3 separate regions of the Homo sapiens genome follow, and regions 1 and 2 are each linked to region 3. A link is a loop called in an ENCODE intact Hi-C map of the cell type or tissue named here. Cell type or tissue: Calu3. All regions are shown on one strand. Region 1 has its middle 8.4 kb from the start of PYDC2-AS1. Region 2 overlaps FGF12 (fibroblast growth factor 12). Region 3 overlaps PYDC2-AS1 (PYDC2 antisense RNA 1).

The links. Hi-C counts contacts between places; a loop is a spot of excess contacts. Peaks named below come from ENCODE experiments on the same cell type or tissue, not always from the same donor. Only the 100,000 strongest peaks of a DNase experiment are listed, where the experiment ranks them.
Region 1: it touches region 3 in a loop (10-fold over the local background); 5 of 110 quality-filtered maps call a loop at or near these places.
Region 2: it touches region 3 in a loop (5-fold over the local background); 9 of 110 quality-filtered maps call a loop at or near these places.

What each region holds. Positions count from the first base shown.
Region 1 is chr3:191,415,860-191,418,359 of GRCh38, forward strand. No RefSeq gene overlaps it. Among named protein-coding and RNA genes, the nearest start is that of PYDC2-AS1, 8.4 kb to the right of the region's middle. In Calu3, a CTCF peak has its summit at 1,342 (motif pointing right); a DNase peak (open chromatin) is centred at 1,332.
Region 2 is chr3:192,443,155-192,445,654 of GRCh38, forward strand. All of the region lies in intron 2 of FGF12 (fibroblast growth factor 12), which reads right to left. Among named protein-coding and RNA genes, the nearest start is that of FGF12-AS2, 71 kb to the right of the region's middle. In Calu3, a CTCF peak has its summit at 1,552 (motif pointing left); a DNase peak (open chromatin) is centred at 1,527.
Region 3 is chr3:191,501,838-191,504,337 of GRCh38, forward strand. The region is part of intron 1 of PYDC2-AS1 (PYDC2 antisense RNA 1); the gene reads left to right. Among named protein-coding and RNA genes, the nearest start is that of PYDC2, 42 kb to the left of the region's middle. In Calu3, CTCF peaks have their summits at 960 (motif pointing right) and 1,160; no DNase peak of the experiment used is centred here.

The DNA.
Region 1 (2,500 bases), 86 kb before region 3:
TGCCCCTCAATAAGCCTGAATTAAGGCGTAGGCACTTCCTACCCTCTCCCCACTCTGAGGACAGATGGTGGTTTTCGGCACTGAACACATCAGTGATTCTCCAAAATTGATCCAAAAATTGATGAAATCGGCTGGGCACGGGTGGCTCACGCCTCTAATCCTAGCACTTTGGGAGGCCGAGGCGGGTGGCTCACCTGAGGTCAGGAGTTTGAGATCAGCCTGGCCAACATGGTGAAACCCTGTCTCTACTAAAAATACACCAAATTAGCCAGGCGTGGTGGCAGGCACCTGTAGTCCCAGCTACTCGGGAGGCTGAGGCAGAAGAATCGCTTGAACCAGGAGGCCGAGATTGCAGTGAGCCAAGATAGCGCCACTGCACTCCAGCCCAGGTGACAGTGCAAGACTCCGTCTCAAAACACAAAAAAAATTGATAAAATCTTTCTCAGATTTTTATTTTCCAGTGATTTTATACCGTCAATCTACATGAGAATTTCAGGTGTCATCTAATCATTTTTTATCACCTACTTTGAAATTTCTGCCTGATACTATCACTTTAGAATGTACTATCTGTAGCATATTGTAAAGTACAAATACAGTGCAAGACATATATGTGATTTACAATTCTCTAGTAACCATATTTTAAAAGGTAGAAAATTATGAGTTGCGAAAATTTTATTTAATACATCTAAAATATTATCTTAGCATGTAATCAATACATTATTATATATTTTACTTTTGTTTTTGCCACTAAAACGCTTCAAATGTGGTGTATATTTATCGGCCTTTCAATTTGAACTAGGAACTTTTCAAGTGCTCATGAGTCACAGGCGACTAGTGACTACCATATTGGACAGTCCACTTGTTATCTATGTCAGCTCAAATGAACAACATTTAAACATGTTAACTAGTGTTATACAGTTATGGAAGTGAAAGTTTTTTTTTTTTTTTTTTTGAGACGGAGTTTCGCTCTTGTCGCCCAGGCTTGAATGCAATGACGAGATCTCGGCTCACTGCAGGTTCCAGCGATTCTCCTGCCTCAGCCTACTGAGTAACTGGGATTACAGGCATGCGCCACCACACCTGGCTAATGTGTGTGTGTGTGTGTGTGTGTGTGTGTGTGCGCGTGTGTAGTTTTAGTAGAGATGGGGTTTCAGCATGTTGGCCAGCCTGGTCACAAACTCCTGACCTCAGATAATCCGCCCGCCTCGGCCTCCCAAAGTGATGGCATTTTATAAACTTCCCAGTAATTGGTAAGTGTGAAGTGGTGTCTCACCTTCACCAGACTGAACTGTTTCTTTACATGTTGTACTCTCATTGTGCCAGCAGAGGGCACCTGGAGATGGCAAGACAGTATTAACCTTGAAGCACTCCCAGACTGAGACTATCTACTGGATTGGCTGAATGTGAAAACCAAGGCACCAATTCAGTTAGAAAAAAAAAAAATCCTACCTTTACAAAAGCAGTACTTTATCAATGAGTAAACATATCTCATTGTGTTTCAAAGATACTACTAGTAGATGCTAATTGTAGAAAATCTGAGAATATTGACAAGTAGACTTTAAGAGAAGAGTTTGAAGAAAATAGAAAAGAAAGTGCATTATTGCAAAAAGTAGCCAGTCGTGGTGGTGCGTGTCTGCAGTCCCAGGTACTCGGCTGGCTGAGGCGGGAGGATCACTTGAGCCTGGGAGGTCAACGCTGCAGTGAACCGTGGTCATGTCACTGCACTCCAGCCTGGGTTACAGAGCCAGACTCTGCCTCAAAAAAAAAAAAAAAAAAGAAAGAAAAATAATAGAAAGTGCATTATTGACAATAAAATTCCTGATAGAGGAGCCAGAGACATATATTCATATATGTTTTATATATAAAACACAGACCTAAATGTGTATATATAAGAAATTGCCCTTACATATATGAGAAACTTGCCTAATATACACCTATATGTGCATATATAAGAAACTGGCCTTTTATAGACATATCTCATTGTGTTTCAAAGATACTGTGTTTTTTTTTTATAAATTGAAGGTTTGTGGAAACCCTGCATTGAGCAAATCTCACCACCATTTTCCTAACAGTATTTCAAACTTCATTATTGTTATATCTGTTATGGTGATTTGCAATCAGTGATCCTTATGTTACTATTGTAATTGTTTTGGGGCATCATAAACTATGCCCAAATAAGATGGTTAATTTAGTAGATAAATACTGTTTGTGTTCTGACGGCTCTACCAATAGCCATTCCCCTATTTCTCTCCCTCACCTCGGGCCTCAGTATTCCCTGAGATACAACAATATTGAAATGAGGCTATTTAATAACCCTACAGTGGCCTCCAAGTGTCCAAGTGAAAGGTAGAGTTGTGCACCTCACACTTTCAATCTAATGCTAGAAATGATTGAAGTTCAGTGAGGAACATATGTCAAAAGTTGAGACAGGCTGAAAGCTAGGCTTCTTGCACCAACCAGCCAAGTTGTGAATGTAAAGGTTTTGAAGGAAATTAAAAGT
Region 2 (2,500 bases), 940 kb after region 3:
GAGTTTTATTTGGGAAGACTGGATTTCAGTTGATACAACACAGAGAAATTCAGACATTTTCAAGCATATCCATCCTCTTTGGAAAATACGTAAACATCATAGTATTCAGAGATAACCTTAAGTGAGGTTTTCACTGCTTTGTACAATTGTGTCACTGTAGCTCCTATATCCACAACTGAGTTGTGATAGAATGGAATATTCTTTTCTGCTCTTACATACAGATTTTAAATGTGGATAATAATATAGAAGATAGATATTTTATAAAAATATAAATAACTTAAGTATTGCAGGACAGTAGTAATAAGTAGGGCTGGAAAGGTTGTTGGAGAGCTTTGAATACCTAGGTTAGTATTTAACTGTATCTTTCAGGCCATTGAAGATTTTGAAAAGCAGTTGCAACATAATCAGCATTCTGCTTCAAAACTTACAGCTAATAATTTTGTTTTGGCTCAATATTTAAAATAACATTTCGGTTAAGACCTGAGTTCAAAATGTCTCTCAATATACCTTATAAGTTATGAAAACAAGCAAAAAAATTTAAAGATGATTTCCAGCTCAGCAAAATCTGCATTTTCATTTGGACTTTGCTTTACCCTTTTCACAATTATTTATTTGCTTCACACAAAATAAGCCAGGATGGAAATTCCCCATCATGGTCAAGTTCTGCTCCATGATGCACACACAAGGTTCTGTAGCTTATGGGAACCAGGAGAATAGCAGGTGGGGCAGGTAGCAACAAGAGAGCTCAAACAGAGTGGCTGAGAAGCACTGGCGCTGCAAGGTGCAATGCTGGCCCAATGTCAGGCACTGGGCTTATCCAGGACTTACAGACCTCCTCTCAACTCAGGACCATGGATTCTCAGAGTTCCGGAAGTCCCTATAGTGCCATAATAAAGTAATAATTCTTCACCAAACCACAGACATTTGCATGGACTTTAACGAGTTGATTGTGAGGAAGAAATAGGAAAATGACCATCAGTCTGGCCGCCTTGAGTTCCGTAGCCAAGCCCTAAAACCAACGCCCAGCCTGCCACAGTGTGTGACATCACCCATATCCCCTCCAGTTCTCTCCGGTCTGACCTTGACAGCTGACCTTGAAAAAAGGAGAAGAAAGATTTGAGCTCACTTTTTTTCAAACCTGAATTCATCATCCGCCACAATTTCCTTCTCTCTTCACACCTTCCAACATTTCCCATTCAGTAGGTTTATTAGAAGGATTCCATGCTTTTGACTCAGCCCTCTTTGTTTGTTCCTTTTGTCTTTTTTTTTATCTTGCCTTTCTGTGAAACTGTCTTTGTTTCTTCTAGTTAGCCAATTGATCCTAACATTGCTTCTGGAACAAGATAATGTGACCTTCAGCATTAGACAAGACTGGAACCAGTGGGGAAAAAAGCAGAGTATATTGTCATTCTATGTTCTAAGAATAATTCAAACAAGCCTATGCCATAATGCTGACAGGATCTCCCCAGATTCTCTCAGCTTCTAGACACCATCACAGCCCTGCTTGCTACGCACAGGAGGCCAGGAGTGGTGGGCGAGCGCCACCTCGTGGACATGAGGGAAATTGCTTCCCTCTGCGAATTAGACTGTGTTTCGGCTTAGCTCTCAAAACACGTTTAAGAGAATTGTATTTTTAAATGGCTTGAACACCTTCCAGTCAGTGAAGCGAAGCCTGAATTCATGAATTCTCTATCTTAGGGATTCTCTGAGTAGCAGGAGAAATATCTGTACGGTGAATCCGTCCTCAGGTAAAATTTAAGGTGAAGGACAACAGTAGCTTCGCTTCTTTAAATAAAAGATTTGTAACAGAAATTTAAAGAAAGAAAAAAGAGCACTAATTATGCAGATTGCATTCAAGTTAAAATTTACATAGTATCTGGGCAGTAAATTCCACCATGCTTTAAAGCAGAGCACTAATTACTACTCTTCCATTAAATCTTTCCTGAAGAATCTCTTCTATCTTTGAAACTACCATCCATTTTGCAAAAACAAGTTACCTTTTCATATTTAACACCAGCAATTCACAGAGGAGTGTGATTTATAGACATTTGCATTGAAATAACCTATACTTTTTTGTTGTAAGTGCAGCTTCTTAGGCCCTACCCAACATCAACTGAATTAGAATTTCTGGGGCTGAATCCCAGGAAGGGGCATTTGAGGTTAGCATCTAGTTGATTCTCTTGCACACTGTGCGCTCCAGTTAGAGACCCCACTGCTTTCTTCATTGAATCCAGGAATTAAGCAATTTAGGAATAGAATTGCCATTGTTCTTGCAAATTACACTATTACTAGTTTTTTATAGCCCAGCTTCCTAGAGCATCTCATCTAGAAAGCTTTCCCAATTTATTCTAGAAAATTCAAACAGATGCCTTTTCCTGAGTCCTTCACCCCAAGAACATCCTTATCCAGGGGTCGTTTTACTCCACCTTCCTATTTTAGCTCATCAGAGATCCATATCTTCACCTAGAAATTCTGAAAGGTGGGGGTCTCTCACGCTTCT
Region 3 (2,500 bases):
AGAAGAGGAAAATTAACTGATTAAATGGGAGAAGTTACACACAAATTAGGAATCCCACAAGAGGCCAACAAATTCAAATGGCAAAATGAGATAGTTTAGAATCAGAACGTTATTCCTCAAAGTGTGGCCGTGGGTCACCCACTTTAGAATCATCTGCGAACTGGTTGAAATGCAGATTAGAGGGCTCCCACTTCAGTTCTCTGGAATCAAAGCCTGGGAATAGGGTTTGGTAACAAGTGACAAATACTCTAGTTACTTCTTATGCACACGAAAATCTGGAACCACTGGGCCACGTAATTTTACACATTGCAAATAAATAGAAAAAGAAAACATCTAGAATGGCAGTTTGCACAATTTAAGGAGTAAACTATTTGGGAATCTTAATCCAAAAATTCAGAAAACCGACTCAATAATAAGCAGCACAGTATCCATGCATTTTCCATTTTTAATTTGTAGAACAAATATTGATTGGAATACTAGATAATACACACAGTATTTATGTTGCTTTGATTTATACCCTGCTATGATAAACTATTAGACATGAATTCCCTGGCCTTTTTTCCATTTATTAAAAAAAGGAGAGTCTTGATATCTATGGAGTTATAAGAAAAGAGGTTCAAGGAAGAGAAGACGGGGATACAGAAAAGGAATACATTTTGCTTGAATATAAAACCATATTTCTTTAGGCACAGTACATACTGCCTTTATTTTATATGGCTCTGATAATTAATAGTGAAATAATTGCGCTGAGAGAAAAATATTGAAAATAAGTAGAAAAATTTTCCAAATTGAGTTGTCCATGTACATACACATATATTGTGAAGTAACTAATAGATAATGGAAAGGAAGTTAAGCGTTTGAAAAATTTCCTTTAATGAGTTCAGAAAGGTTCGCTTCTTGCTCCTTACCTTGGCAAGCAAGTTCCTTATTCTTTCACAAGGTGGTGCTGTAAATGTGACTTCCCTTGACTGGCTGAAAATAACCTTTGTTACTTTTGGAATAATTTGAAGTTTAGCTTACCGTACCCTCTTGCCAGTTAACAGTAAAGCATTTGTTAGTAACTTTCTGATCATTTGTTATTTGGCCATGAGAGAAGAGAGAATGTACAGGAAGTCATCTGGAGAAAAACATGGCATCTACTTTGATCTGAAGGTGGAGAGCAAAACCCTTACCATAGTCGCTTACGTATCCCAAAGGGACAAATCTCCAGTTACAGTTCTCACGAAAATAATAATGGGACCAAAACGCAAGAGCAGGAAATTCTCATTGTGCTTGATTTATAGCAACTAAGGCTAGTTTTTTTCCTCATTTCTCTTTCTTTTTAACTTTATTTTTAAATTTGGAATTTTATAATTTGTGCTTTGATGACTGGGTAAATTGGCGTGAGTGGCTTATCATTATTTCGATTTTTGTTCATGAATGTGTTTATATATTTTTGATGTTTAACTTCACTATCTTACCTGATTTTAAGCAATCCTCTCAGAAAGTAGTTTATCCTATTTACTTGAATAGTTTGTAGAAAAAAATTTGCTATTATGTACAGTTTTAAGGTATGATGAAATCTAGAAGGAAGTCAGAATTAATGAGATTATTGCATTAAATTATTTTCTTCCTCCACCTCTCAAATTGTTATTTTTGTTTAAATGTCTCTTTCTTTCTTCTTAATCTTGGGAAATTTTATTAGCATTGAGAATCTTTTCCTTTTGTGATGCTGGTAAGGAATGAAGAGTTAACCATTTTTATCCTACTATTGTGTTAAGATTCATATAATCCACGTGCTTCTATACCCATGTGGTTTTGTGCTCAATAGTACAGAACTGACTTTAGGAAGTGGAGTACAAATAAAAATTAACCAATGGCAGAATATTTAGAACTGGAAGAAAAATTAGAAATAACCTAATTGATTGCCATTTGTGGTACAATAAAAGTATATAGGCCGGGCGCGGTGGCTCACGCCTGTAATCCCAGCACTTTGGGAGGCCGAGGCGGGTGGATCATGAGGTCAGGAGATCGAGACCATCCTGGTTAACAAGGTGAAACCCCGTCTCTACTAAAAAAAAATACAAAAAAATTAGCCGGGCGCGGTGGCGGGCGCCTGTAGTCCCAGCTACTCGGGAGGCTGAGGCAGGAGAATGGCGTGAACCCGGGAAGCGGAGCTTGCAGTGAGCCGAGATTGCGCCACTGCAGTCCGCAGTCCGGCCTGGGCGACAGAGCGAGACTCCGTCTCAAAAAAAAAAAAAAGTATATATATTTGGTCTTTGTCCCTGGTTCCTGACACAAACCACCTACAACCAACCGTTGGAATTTTGTTTTTCATAATGAGCCCCTTTTGACCATTCCTGATTTTATGCCAACGTGGTAACACTTGCTGTGCACCTAGGTAGCTTCAGGATGCAGGCTAGTTGCCAGAAGAAAAACCATCCACCTGGTTAAAGAATTAGAACTATTAGCCCTGTCTCCAACCTCATGGAGGGGAGAAGAGCTGGAGAATTTAATAACT